Linked DNA regions of Homo sapiens: regions 1, 2 and 3 are each linked to region 4. A link is a contact called in ENCODE Hi-C or POLR2A ChIA-PET data. All regions are on one chromosome and are shown on one strand. Each heading gives the region's core, a stretch centred on a gene start or an enhancer-like site at or near the end of the contact. The rest is flanking DNA. Distances are from core to core; before and after follow the strand shown. Region 1 holds the start of IKBKE (inhibitor of nuclear factor kappa B kinase subunit epsilon). Region 2 holds the start of GOLT1A (golgi transport 1A). Region 3 overlaps RASSF5 (Ras association domain family member 5). Region 4 has its middle 34 kb from the start of NUAK2.

Region 1 (3,162 bases), core at 345-2,844, 1.2 Mb after region 4:
GTGGGGAACTCACATGCTCCCCCTATCACAAAGTAACTAGGATGTGCAGTTCTCCCATGTGCCAGGCAGGCAGAAACCTGGGAAGACTAGGCTGGGTGCAGTGGCTCACGCCTGTAATCCCGGCACTTTGGGAGACTGAGGCAGGTGGATCAGGAGGTTGGGAGATCTAGACCAACCTGCTCAATCCACCTCACCAACCACACAGTGAAACCCCATCTCTACTAAAAATACAAAAAATTAGCCACTGGCTCACGCCTGTAATCCCGGCACTTTGGGAGGCTGAGGCAGGTGGATCAGGAGGTTGGGAGATCAAGTCCAACCTGTTCAATCCACCTCACCAACCACACAGTGAAACCCCATCTCTACTAAAAATACAAAAAGTTAGCCGGGCATGGTGGTGCATGCCTGTAGTCCCAGATACTTGGGAGGCTGAGGCAGAAGAATCACTTGAACCCAGGAGGTGGAGGTTGCAGTGAGCTAACATCATGCCACTGCACTCCAGCCTGGGTGACAGAGTGAGACTCCATCTCAAAAAAAAAAAGCAAGCTGGGAAGACTGGGTGGAACATGAGGATCTCAGGCACTCAGGCACATTCCTCCTGGTCCTGATGTGAGAAGTTGCAGCAACTCCTCCAGCTGGAGGTGTTATGGGGAGTTCTCTTTATCTGAGCACTAGGCAGTTCTCAGCTCTGCTCCTGTTCTAGTGTCACTGTGGGAGGGGTGGGGCTGGCGGAGGAAACCACCAGGTGTGGCCATGGGAAAGTCCCTCCAACATTCTATAGAAACATGGAATTTCCTGGTTTTAACCATTTCATATCCAACTGCCATCTCTGAGCTGACCAGAGCAGGACAGACCCCTCCAGCCTCCTAGGACATTTGATGTGGGGCATCGAGTCCTGGCTGGGAAGTTGGCACCTGGGTGCCAGCCCCAGCAGTCTCTGAAGAGCATGGGTAAATTACTGAAGTGTGTGGGCCTCCATGCCTTCAATGCCTTTCTGTAAAATGCTTTCCAAGCTCCCAAACAATTCCAAATATATCCATGTCATCCAATCAACCCACAGAGTAGCTGTTACTCTGCGGGTGAGTGAGCTGGCTGGGAGGGGCTGCATGCTGTGTGCTCAGGTCACACTGGAAGGCATCAGCTGGGTCCCCGCGCTTGCTCTCGGACCTCTGCAGGCCTCCTGGGAAGGTGACTCAGATCCAACTTCTAGGACTGGATCGGCATAGCTCCCACACTTCCTTGGGGTTCCTGGGTGTGGGAGCATGGACTTCCCAGGCAGCTTTCCACTTAGTTAACTTGCCCAACCTGCTCTGTTGACTCTGGGAAGAGCCCTGAACTTCCCTGCTCCAGTGAACTGTGGGAGATGCCAAAACAGCACCCAGCTGCCCATCAAGATTACCAGAAGGGCCCCAGTTCCTGGCTTCTCTGTGGCTCACACTCTGGTCCTATTGCCTACCCTTGGGAACTCAGAGCATCCTCTTTCTCTTTTCTGCTGAGCTGGTGGCTGCACCGAGTTGCCTCTGTCTCTTTAAGAGAGAAAGAGAGAGCGAGAGACGGAAATCAGGAAGTGCGAGAGAGCTGAGAGCCAGGACTCAGTGCTGAGCTTGGTGTCCCACCGCCACAAGGAGGCAGGGAAGAAACCCACTAGTCCCAGCTCCTGGGGTGGCACAGACATTGCAACTGGCCCTGCCTGTGGGTCCTAGGGGCCCTTGGCTACCAGGAGGCTAAGAACACTGCTCATGAATGACAGTGAGCCCTGAAAGCTCTGGGGGTGTCACCCAGTCCCACAAGCCTGCATCCCCTGCAGTGGAGATGGGGTGAGTGTGCAGCGTGCGGAGGGGGGTGGGGGTGGAATGAGGGGCCAGACAAGGGGCAGCTGCAGGGCAGCTCAGCCGGGTGCAGGGGTGTGGGCTTGTTGGCAGCGGTGCTCTCACATAGAGCGTTGTGTGTGGCATGGAGGTGAGCCACCACGGGCCAACCACAAGCCCTCCCTGGGCTCTGCTTACCAACACCCAAAGCCAGCGATCAGCACCCAGCGCCTGCCCTCACCTTTCCCGGGGTCTTTCTCCCTGGCCGGAGTCTCAGGAGTAGGAGACGCTGGGAAAGGCTCCCTGAACAGTTTGGGAATAGAGCTGGAAACCCCCAGCCCAGCCCTGTGGGGGAAGGTGACAAACAGGAAAGGGTTAAAGGGCTAGGGCCGGCGGCCTTTGATGGAGGCTGAGAAGCAACTGCACTGAGGGGCGCCTCTCATCCGCCCTCCTCTTTCCGGTGTAGCTCAGCTCCTGGACGTGCCACAGACAGAAAGCATAACATACACTCGCCAGGAAGAGCCTTTGCCTGACTCAGGGCAGCTCAGAGTGTGGGGTAAGTGCACTTGGCCACAGCAGAGCCCTGAGGAGGGAGGGGAGGGGAGAGGTGGGTGGGTGGTGTCTCACATGCTTCACTGTCCACTGCTCATTCATCCAACCACTGGCTGAGGGCCACTGAGCCCTTCTTTGCACCAGGTGCTTGGGGTGGTGGGGGGAGGATCTGCAGAGCGTGCAGAGTTAAGCCAGATGTGCCACAACCAGAGCTCCCGGGCACAGAATCCAGGGGCACACCGCTTGTCTGGGGGTCTGCGCTTTGCACCTCACTGCCTATTATCCCAGAGTCCTGAGCTGTTCCTTGCCCCAGTATCAGAGCCCTTGGCCTTGATTTCAGCCTGCTGTGCTCCAACCCCAGCCCCAGCCCCCAGACCTGCTGGCTGCCTCCAGCCTCAGCGGGGAAAACCAGACCCACTCATTCATGCTGAGCTACTGTGTTGTCTTCAGGAAGCCTCTCAGTACCTCAGTTGCTTCTGTGTAATGTCCGCTCCTACCTGATCTGAAACTAGGAGTTGACCACCGATCTCTTCAAGGGGCCTCTGGCTCAATGAAATGACATTATCAAGGATTTGCATTTTTAAAAAAGATTACACAGAGAAAAAGTTCAGAGCGAAGGAACATAGGATTCCAGGCATGGCAACCCTCAGTTTGAGAACCTGTAAGATGTTAGAACACGAAGATGCCTTTTCTAGTCTAGCGTTATTTAAAAGTATTTAAGTGGCCAGGCATGGTGGCTCACACCTGTAATCCCAGCAATTTTTTGGGGAAGCCCATGTGGCCGGATTGCCTGAGCTCAGGA
Region 2 (3,139 bases), core at 227-2,726, 1.1 Mb before region 4:
CCGTAACCCCAGCTACTTAGGAGGCTGAGGCAGGAGAATCGCTTGAACCCAGGAGGTGGAGGTTGCAGTGAGCAGAGATCATGCCACTGTACTCCAACCTGAGCGACAGAGTGAGACTCTGTCTCAAAAAAAAAAAAAAAAAAAAAGAACTGGCTTCCCTGCTGCTGCCTTCATACCTCCACAGTCTATTCTCAACCCAGCACCCAGAATGATCTTTTAAACATAGAAATAGAACATATCACACCATAGCACAAAACCAAGGTCATTACCATGGTCTATAAGTCTCCAGTGTCCTGACCCCTCAGTGACATCCCTGACCTAAACTCCTATGATTCTCCCCTCACCTCACTTTGCTCCAGGTATACCCACCTCCTTGTTGTTCTTCAAACACACCAAGTATGCTAATGCCTCAGGGCCTTTGCACTGCCTGTCCCTGCTTCCTGAACATTTCCCCTCCAGAGAGCTGCGTGGCTTTGCTTCCTCACTTCCTATAGATCTCTGAAAAAAGATCTGAATAAAGGCTCACCTTCTCAGTGAGGCTTCCCTGACCACTCTATATAAAATAGCGACCCCTCCTACCTCGAACTCCATAGCCTCCTCTTGTTTTATTTTCATCTGGAGGACTTATCATCTTCTGATATACTATATACTTCTTTCTGTTAATTACCTGTCTCCCCTCTCTAGAATGTAAGCAGGGAGTCAGTTTCATTTAATGTTGGACACTCTATATCCAACACAGTGCTTGGCACACAGCAGAGACAAATCTGTTGAGTGAACAAAAGAATGTTGTCACCAATTCTCAGATGAAAAACCAAGGCTCAGAGGCTTTAAGTAACTCACCCAAATGAAGCCCACAGAGCCACGGTTCTTCCCATGGCCCCAGACTTGTTCCAAGACCTCCTCCCTACCTCTTCCCCCAAAAGAAGGGGAAGGATGTTTAGGAGTGAGGGTATGGTGGTTTGGTCAGGGGAGTGGAGTTTAGTTTTTTATAAGAAGCCCCCAGGGCCACAGGAGACCTTGATGGTGTGGGGAAAGATGTCTGAATGGGCAGAGGCCTCCTGAGTCCACCTTTGTGGCAACCCAGTTCTAAGAACCCGGGATGGGAAAGGGGTCAGTGTGAATGGGGAACCTGCCAGGCCCCCTGGGCACCAGCCTCTAGCTACCTGTGGGCCCTGAGCAACTCCCACCCGCTGGAGGGTAGGGAGCCACACCCCACCCTGCCTGCTGCCCCAGGGTGCCAGCACAGCATCTCCCAGCCCCTGGCTCCAGAGGTCACGCTTGTAGTGACAGAGAGCCCAGCTGGGAGAGAGAGCCAGCCGGCAGGGAGCCTGGCCTGGATAGCCCATTGCAGCCCCGCTCATCCCACTTACTCTGCCATTCGGTGATGGAGATCATGCCGCACTCAGCCTGGGGGGCTTTCCGGGTGGAAGCGGGCAAGTGGAGCGTGGCCCAGAGGACGCAGCTGGTACATGGTCACGGGAAGCTGACCCTTGGTTAAGTTGCGAAATGAGCCTGTGGCAAATCATTAACTCTCCCTCCAGCCCCCGCTCCACCCCCGCACACCACGCAGGTGCTTCTACTCGCCAGCTCCCTCCTCCCGTTTTCCGGTAGGGCAATGCCCCGCCCCTCCACCTGCCGCGCCTGCCCGGGGAAGGCACCGCCCACCTGACCCTTTCCTCGCACCTCGCGGTGTTCTGCGGCTCTCGTCTGCTCCGCGAAACTTAGATTGTATGTGGAAGCATTGGAATCTAGGGGGTGCTCAAGTTTCTTGCTTGGTTTGATAGTGTGGGAAGAGTTGGCATCTGCGCATCCCTTTGGGAATGTACTAAATTCATCTTGAAAGTCAAGCTTTTTGCTCTCTGCTATTGCACATGCTAGGCGCTGGGAGGCGATGAGCGACTGAGCACAAAGCCTGTTGTTGACCTAATGGCAGAGCCAGATCGGGTTAAATCAATGGCAAAAGCGCCATGGGGGAAGTTAGACGTGAAGGTCTTCGACCTCCTTTCCCCAAGCGGCGTCCAAGCTTTGGACTGACTGTGATGTTGAGCTATGGAAGACAAAGCCCTGAATTTGGGGTTGGGGCAGGACTGCACAATTTAGGAGGCCTGGTTCTAGTCTACCCACCAGCTGTGTAGACATGGATTCGTCCTTTGGGCCTGCAAAAAGAGAGGCAGTTAGTTCCTAACATCCTTTTTTCCCATCGCAGAGCAGTGGTTCTGACGTGGCATTGATGCCAGGAGAGCCAACATCCACTTTGCAATGTCTTCTGTGTCCAGAAATGAAGAAATGAATTTCAAAGACTACCTATATACATCATTTAAAAATGCAAATAGGCCTGGCATACAAAATGCATTATGTCTGTAATCCCAGCATTTTGGGAGGCCAAGGCAGGAGGATTGCTTGAGCCCAGGAGTTTGAGACCAGCCTGAGCAACATAGTGAGACCTTGTCTCTACAATAATAAAAATAAAAAATTAGCCGGATGTGGTGGTACCTGCCTGTAGTCCCAGCTACTGGGGAGGCTAAGGTAGGAGGATTGCTTGAGCCCAGAAGGTCGAGGCTGCGATGAGCTGTGATCAAGCCATGCACTCCAGCCTGGGTAGCAGAGCGAGATCCTGTCTCAAAAAAAAACAAACCAAACAACAACAACAAAACCAAGGAAAGCTAACATAATTTTTTAAAAAGAAACAAAAAGATAAATTATAATAAAACATGATGTCTTTCAATATATAAATGTTCAGGCAAGACTTACCAGAAGACATAAATGAAATAGGCAGATTGCTTGCACCCACACATAATATATGTTTGAATTTAAGAGAAATAGAAGATGAGCCATTCTATGCAAAAACAAAAATCACACACATGCAAGAAAATGAAAGAGTAGCAGGAAGTGAACATAGAATAAAAACTGTTAGATAAGGAATAACAGACCAGACGTACTTGCATATGATGAGAGGGAAAGCATCTTAATTGAAATAGGGATAACATAGCAAGGCAAATTAGAGAGCACAAGGTGGAGATAATATAGAAGTATGATGTGCATGCAAAGGAACTCAGTCTTAGGTATGTGTGTATTGTCAAAATAGCTCCCATGGAATGGGGTCGCCATAGAGTACCACAGACACATCAACCTCTGTCTT
Region 3 (3,284 bases), core at 101-2,600, 1.3 Mb after region 4:
CAGCTAAGTTTTGTGTTTTTTTTTTTGAGTAGAGACAGGGTTTCACAATGTTGGCCAGGTCTTGAACTCCTGACCTCAGGTGAACCCCTACCTCGGCCTCCCAAGGTGCTGGGATTACAGGAGTGAGCCACCGCACCCGGCCTATAGTTAAATATTATACTTAAGTACATAGAAAACACACTCCCATGCCCCCATCTGCCTAGGCTTTCTTGGGTCTACAGTGACACCATTGAATTCTTTTTCTTCAAGGAAGATGCAAGAGGAAGAGGGTCCTGGAGGTCAGATCCTACACTGCTCCCTGTTCCCTGCCTGTAATTGTTCCATCTCCTCCTGCCTGGCCAGTCAGCTCCTCCCTGGACAGGATCCCTGTGGTACTCCAGGGGCACTAGCCAACCCCACAGCCCTGGGACAGTTGGGGAGGTCCCCATCTCTCTGCTAGCAGCAGGCACACCCAGGCCTCAGGCATGGCACCTGCCCCTCACCACCTCGGCATGAGAGAAAAGAAAAGATTACTAAAAATAAGTTAGCTCCAAATTTCAGCAATAAAAATAAAACTAGAATCTTTGGAACCACTGGCCCATTTGACTGTTTTTTATGTGCTGTCTCAAAGGCTTACATGGCCCAAGACTAGTCCCAGAAGAGATTTCAGACTGGCACAGCCTCCAGATAGCCTCATTTAGAGATGCCGTCCGAACTCCACACTCGTGGGATTCACTGCCCGCTGCCTCCTCTGGCCCTTCCCAGTATTGTCCGTCCTATAAGATCAGAACTCGCATCTCCTTCAGGTCCAACAACATCAAGTACTTGGTTACAAAAGCCAGTATTGGCCGGGCGTGGTGGCTCATGCCTGTAATCCCAGCACTTTGGGAGGCCGAGACGGGCGGATCACGAGGTCAGGAGATCCAGACCATCCTGGCTAACCTGGTGAAACCCCATCTCTACTGAAAAATAGAAAAAATTAGCCAGGCGTGGTGGCAGGCTAACTACTTGGGAGGCTGAGGCAGGAGAATGGTGTGAACCCGGGAGGCGGAGCTTGCAGTAAGCCAAGATCGTGCCACTGCACTCCAGCCTGGGCGACAGAACGAGTCTCTGTCTCAAAAAAAAAAAGCCAGTATTGACCAAATACTGCTTGGGTTGAATTGCTGCATCTTCTCTCTTGCATCCTGTACAATCAGGATGGACTAACTTGAAACAACCCCTGCTTTTCAGTCATTGAATATAATCAGAGGTTTATTTCCCCCTTTACTTAAAAAAGTTAGATTGGCAGGTGGGGATCAGGATAACACATGGGAAGCTTGTGGGCCAGACCCGGAAATGGTGGGTGTTTCTTGCAACCACGGGCCATTGGCTGGAACTCAGTCACGTGGCCACACCTAACCACAGGGGAGGTTGGGAAGTGAAGTACAGCTGTGAGCCCTGGTAGAAAAGGAAGCAGGTTGTGGTGAGCATTTAGCTGTCTCTGCCACACATGCCTCCTGCCACCGTTTCTGCGCCAGGCACCTGGGAAGCTCTGCTCATAACTGCTTGGTAAAGGACATGACCTGTTTCTTTGACCTTGTACCTCTCTCTCATCTGTCACTGAGGATATTCTGTTCTTGGGATTGGGTCCTGTCTCCCCCATCTAAACTGGAAATCTCTTGAGGACGGGTGCTTTTCCTCACTCAGCACTTCTCTGGTTTCTCTGTAGCATCTGAAACCTTCAGTGTTGCATCAAGGTGGCCTCAACCACCTGCACCAGAACTACTCTTTGAGAATGGAGTTTCAGGGGCCCTACTCCAGAGCTACTGGCTCCTGAATCTTTGGAGATGGGACCCTGGATTCTGCTTTTCTAATACTTTTCCCAGGTGATTCTCATATATGCTGCAATCTAGGAACCACCTGTTTAGGAAATATTTGGTAATTGACTGCTTACCCCAATTGGAATGCAAGAAGAGAATGTGTCACAGATTCCTAAGAGGTTCCTAGGCTGGAAACTGAAGTCTAGAGAGGGAAGAGGATTTGCCCCCAGTCACACAGCTCAGTAGAGACAGATTCAAGGAGTCAGGCCCCCTGGGTCCTGCTCAGAGCTTTCTCTGCTAGTCTCATCACCACAAGCTGAACTCTTATTTCAAGGCCCTTTGAGATCTTGATGGCACATGATGTAAGGGAAGACACACAGCACTAACTGTAAATGAAGTCCTCCCTTCCCATCCAGCTCAAGCCACTAAGAGGTTATGGCCAAGTCATTTCAATCATCAGACTCAGGTACTTCATCCTGTCCTTCTCAACAAACACCCTTGTCATGTGAGTGTCCTTATCTTCCCTGCTGAGAGTCCCTTGCCTCTTTGCATGGGAACAGACCCTTTTTACTAGTTTCTCATGGGCCTGGTAGGGATTCTAGATATTGGCTGCCAAGTTCTCTAAACCATAAGGACTTCCCCTAGGGAGGGGTCAGAGAGACGACCTCCTCCAGGACCACCTGGAACTCACCCAAGACATCCTTGTTCACACGCCGCTTAGTCCAGGCCATCCCTCACTCTCTGTTCTGGTTCCTCCCCTCCTGCCCTCCTTCTGTCTTCACAGGTTTAGATAGTTTATCCAGAATCAGCTTTTCCCTATAAAGCAATTTCACTTACAGTTTGGGACACATAATATCCACCCACCCAAGCAGTTTAGGGAGAAAAGAAGAAAGATTTTATGCCAGTATCAAACCTTGAATCCCAGGTCTTATTGCACACTGTCAGATCAGGCTTTGGATCCAACTCCCAGCCTAGGAGCTTGAAGGGGTCCTAGCTTGGGGACCTCGATTCTCTTCTCTTCTGCTCTTCACTTACCAGGTACCCCACACCTGTGTATCTTCTGGCTTTGGGAGCTCCCTGGGTGGGGAACTGAGACCTGTCCTGCAGGTCCTTGGTTTCTTCTTCTTCATGGTTTAGTCTACCTCAAAGAGCATGGGGTGGGGATCCAGACCTAGCCTGGCATATTTTCCAGAGACAAGAGGATGAGATAAAGTGCCACGAATCAGGAGCACTTGATTTCAGGGCCAGGAGGAAGAAAAGAGCTGCACTGACAGACAGCTTCAGGCTTGAATTGCTGAGCCTGTGGCTTCTGTTCACAGAAGGCTTCTGTCCTGGGGGCTCATCTCCCCTCTTCTCCCACAGCATCCCAGCTTTAGCTAATCACTCTCCAGCCTACATCCCTCGCCCCACCTCTCTTCCTAGCTCTAGAATGGCATTTTCTACAGCTTCCTGGAGGTCTCAGATACCTTAAATTTAGTATGTCCAGAACCAACTCATAACTCATTT
Region 4 (3,368 bases), core at 558-3,057:
AATCTGGGCAAAGTCACTCCAGACTCTCTTACCTTCATGGGGCCTCACAGAAGCCCAACACAATTTGCCCACCAGTGGGGAAGATGCAATGGAGAACAGGTTGCATTTGGCCCCTGGGGAAACTGGTCCTGGCTGTGTTCAGCCGGCTCCTGCCGCTGCTCCACAGAGGCACACCCAGCTTGGCCTCTGTGGTGAGCTGTGGTGAGCTGTGGTGAGCTGTGGTTTGAGCAGCCTCCCTCCTAACGAAGGCAGAGAGAAGGCCAGGTTGTCAGGCTGTGTCTTGTGAGAAGGAGGGAACCAGAGGAGGGGCAACGGCAGAAACCAGACCTGAAGCCTGAACCCCAGGAACCCAGGGGACAAAGACTCCCTGGCCACCACTTGTCCCAAGACTGCAGACACCTCACTGGCCAGGAGCATACAAGCAGGAGTATACAATGTGGCCGGGGGTGCATAGGAGTCAGGATACAGAGCCATGTTCTGTGTGTATGATGTTCACATACAGGAGCCAGACTTGACCATGGGAGACCAGTTTTTAAGTTTCCAAGGAATTCTTGCTCCCTAAACATGTACTTGACCCAGAAAACTCTTCAGCCTTCAAGGCCCAACTCCCTCCACGAAGAATCTGTCCAGTGTCTGATGACTAAAGGCCCTGGATTCAGATCCAGCTTAGGCACCGCCTGGTCATTATCTGACTTCTCTACAGACTGTGCCTCTAGTAGGCTGGAGCCCTGGACTCAACTCAATATTTCACCCCTGCCCCTAGCAATAGGGGGTCAATGGACATTTGTTCAATAAGCTCTAGACACCAGAAAGGGTGAACTGTCTCTTGGCTTCAGTTGTTCTGTGACTTCAGGCTAAATCCAAAACCTCTGCGGTCAAAGAAGGCCATTGCCACCCCTCCCCACCCTGTTCCCTCTTAGGTGGAAGGCAATTGTGGCCCTTAGAAACCCTCTGAAGAAGCATCTAACAGCTTTTCTCAGGCCGAAATGGGAGAGGGTGAAGGTTTAGGAAAGAAAACGGTCATTCTTATGTCTTTCCCCAAACCAGATGATTTCCCTTTGTTCCAAACAGTTGGCAAAGACGTCTGGGCAGAGAAAGGGTCCTGACTTGATGCACTGCTCTGCAGGCAGCTGGGTGACTCCGGCCTCTGTTGGTTTGCAGCCTGGGCCAGGGCTGGGGAGTTGCTGAGGGGTGGGCTCAGGCTCACAGTAGGTAGGCTGCTGCTTGGGCTTTCAACTATTACCTCTGATCACAATGAATTCATGAATTTATATTAGTTTGATGCATATCTCTTCCACTGGACTTCCAACCTCTGGAGCGCAGGAACCACACTGTATTTAATTCTGGAGCCTCAGGGCCTGGCACAATGTCAAGCACACAGTAAGTGCTCAGTAAGTGCTAGAGACAAAAACGCACTGCAGCCTCCCTGCCAGCCTGATTTCTGGAGCATCCCTGACTCTCTTAATGGAAAGAGCTTCTCAGAGCTTCCCAAGCTGACTAGAGGAGGGACTGTCATGGTCATGGGCCCTGCTTCCCTCTTATAGTTCTCTTAGCTGGAAGGCAGGATCCTTCTCCTCTGAGCTGCTTCTGAGGCCACTTATTTGTTTATTTCCAAACCCAAAAATGCTTCTTAGGTTTTGCTGCCACCTGACTTGAAGCTCTGACCACCCCAGTGCTACTTCTGCTCTGCCCCATCCAGACATCAAGCGAGATTCATTCCCCCAGCCTCAGACAAACCACACCCCTATCACAACCGTAACTATTCTTAGCAGAGCAGGAAGGGGGGCGCTGCCGAATGACCTCGCTGCCTATAGAGACTTCACCTCCACCCACCCTTCACTCACCCGGTGTCACTTCCCCCTTTTAATAACAACAACACTGACACCAAGTTTCACTTCCACCACTTCCTGTGGGTTTTGTTCATCCTCAGCTGCTGAGGTTTCTAGAGGGTGGGTGAGTCTCTGGCCCAGCTGCAGGAAGGTCCCTCTGACTATAAACTCTACCCCTAAGCATTTAGAGGCTTGCCCTTCAGTCCTCAGACACATTCACCTTTCTTTTTTTTTGCTTTTTTTTTTTGTTTTTTTTTTTGAGGTAGAGTCTCACTCTGCTGCCCAGGCTGGAGTGCAGTGCAGTGGCACGATCTTGGCTCGCTGCAACCTCTGCCTCCCAGCTTCAAGTGATTCTCCTGTCTCAGCTTCCTGAGTAGCTGGGATTACAGGCATGTGCCACCATACCTGGCTAATTTTTGTATTTTTAGTAGAGGCAGTATTTCTCCATGTTGGCCAGGCTGGTCTTGAACTCCTGACCTCAGCCTCCCAAAGTGCTGGGATTATAGGTGTGAGCCACCGCACCTGGCCACATTCTCCTTTTTTTTCTTTTTTTTTTTTTTCCAGACAGAGTTTTGCTCTTGTTGCCCACGCTGGAGTGCAATGGTGTGATCTCAGCTCACCGCAACCTCCGCCCTCTGGGTTCAAGCGATTCTCCTACCTCAGCCTCCCAAGTAGCTGGGATTACAGGCATACACCACGACACCCGGCTAATTTTGTATTTTTAGTAGAGACGGGGTTTCTCCATGTTGGTCAGGCTGGTCTTGAACTCCTGACCTCAGGTGATCCGCCTGCCTTGGCCTCCCAAAGTGCTGGGATTACAGGCATGAGCCACCACACTTGGCCCACATTCTCCTTTTTTAAAGCTGTCCAGAATAGGGGATTCTCCATCCTTCCCTGGGTCAGAATCCCAATATCTGATCCAAGTTCATCCTGTTGACTAACCCAAATCTCTCCTGCTATTAGGGTTGCCATATTTTGCAAGTAAAAATACAGAACACAGAACACCCATTTAAATTTGAATTTCAGATAAACAATGAATAGAAGGCCAGGGGCAGTGGCTTATGCCTGTAATCCCAGCACTTTGGGAGGCTGAGGTGGGCGGATCATGAGGTCAGGAGTTCGAGACCAGCCTGATCAACATGGTGAAACCCTATCTCTACTAAAAATACAAAAATTAGCCGCGTGTGGTGGCGTGCGCCTGTAATCCCAGCTACTCAGTAGGCTGAGGCAGGAGAATTGCTTGAACCCAGGAGACGGAGGTTGTAGTGAGCCGAGACTGTACCACTGTACTCCAGCCTGGGCAAAAGAGCAAGACTCCGTCTCAAAAAAAAAAAAAACAAAAAAAAAAATGAATAACTTTTTAGTTAAGCATGTCCTGTGTAATATTATACTAAAAAAAAATTCATTGTTTATCGGAAATTCAAATGTAACTGGACATCCTTTCTTTTATCTGGCAACCCCCTGCCTGCTGTATTCCTTCTCTTTTTGTTTGGAGACAGTCTTACTGTGTCACCCAGGCTAGAGAGCAGTGGTGTGATC

The links. A loop is a pair of places that touch in the nucleus more often than their neighbours do. ChIA-PET counts read pairs that join two places held with the same protein, here RNA polymerase II (POLR2A). Pooled maps may share reads with other maps.
Region 1: a loop to region 4 is called in a pooled map, with 5 times the contacts of the local background. The contact joins the promoter of IKBKE here to the enhancer-like site in region 4. A Hi-C loop is called at or near these places in 1 of 37 single-sample maps with no recorded cell type and 6 of 50 pooled maps. POLR2A ChIA-PET finds 5 or more read pairs at or near these places in 1 of 52 experiments (activated B cell).
Region 2: a loop to region 4 is called in a pooled map, with 7 times the contacts of the local background. The contact joins the promoter of GOLT1A here to the enhancer-like site in region 4. A Hi-C loop is called at or near these places in 1 of 37 single-sample maps with no recorded cell type and 2 of 50 pooled maps. POLR2A ChIA-PET finds 5 or more read pairs at or near these places in 1 of 52 experiments (PC-9).
Region 3: a map with no recorded cell type shows a loop between it and region 4 (12-fold over the local background). The contact joins two enhancer-like sites. A Hi-C loop is called at or near these places in 1 of 168 maps with a recorded cell type or tissue (naive thymus-derived CD4-positive, alpha-beta T cell), 3 of 37 single-sample maps with no recorded cell type and 8 of 50 pooled maps. POLR2A ChIA-PET finds 5 or more read pairs at or near these places in 2 of 52 experiments (activated CD4-positive, alpha-beta T cell and activated naive CD4-positive, alpha-beta T cell).

The regions. Positions count from the first base shown.
Region 1 is chr1:206,468,882-206,472,043 of GRCh38, forward strand. IKBKE (inhibitor of nuclear factor kappa B kinase subunit epsilon) reads left to right here and starts at 1,595. Exons shown (of 22, transcript NM_014002.4): 1 at 1,595-1,817; 2 at 2,275-2,364. RefSeq lists enhancers at 505-1,142, 662-971.
Region 2 is chr1:204,212,512-204,215,650 of GRCh38, forward strand. It overlaps GOLT1A (golgi transport 1A), which reads right to left and starts at 1,477. Exons shown (of 5, transcript NM_198447.2): 1 at 1,371-1,477. The coding sequence starts at 1,395. RefSeq lists an enhancer at 1,348-2,004.
Region 3 is chr1:206,561,826-206,565,109 of GRCh38, forward strand. All of the region lies in intron 2 of RASSF5 (Ras association domain family member 5), which reads left to right. It overlaps LOC124904494 (a long non-coding RNA gene), which reads left to right. Exons shown (of 2, transcript XR_007066831.1): 2 at 1-569. Among named protein-coding and RNA genes, the nearest start is that of EIF2D, 49 kb to the right of the region's middle. Within about 2 kb of position 1,351, at least 9 of the 41 ENCODE cell types and tissues checked have a DNase peak (open chromatin) inside an H3K27ac peak, as active enhancers do.
Region 4 is chr1:205,286,549-205,289,916 of GRCh38, forward strand. No RefSeq gene overlaps it. Among named protein-coding and RNA genes, the nearest start is that of NUAK2, 34 kb to the right of the region's middle. Within about 2 kb of position 1,808, at least 13 of the 41 ENCODE cell types and tissues checked have a DNase peak (open chromatin) inside an H3K27ac peak, as active enhancers do.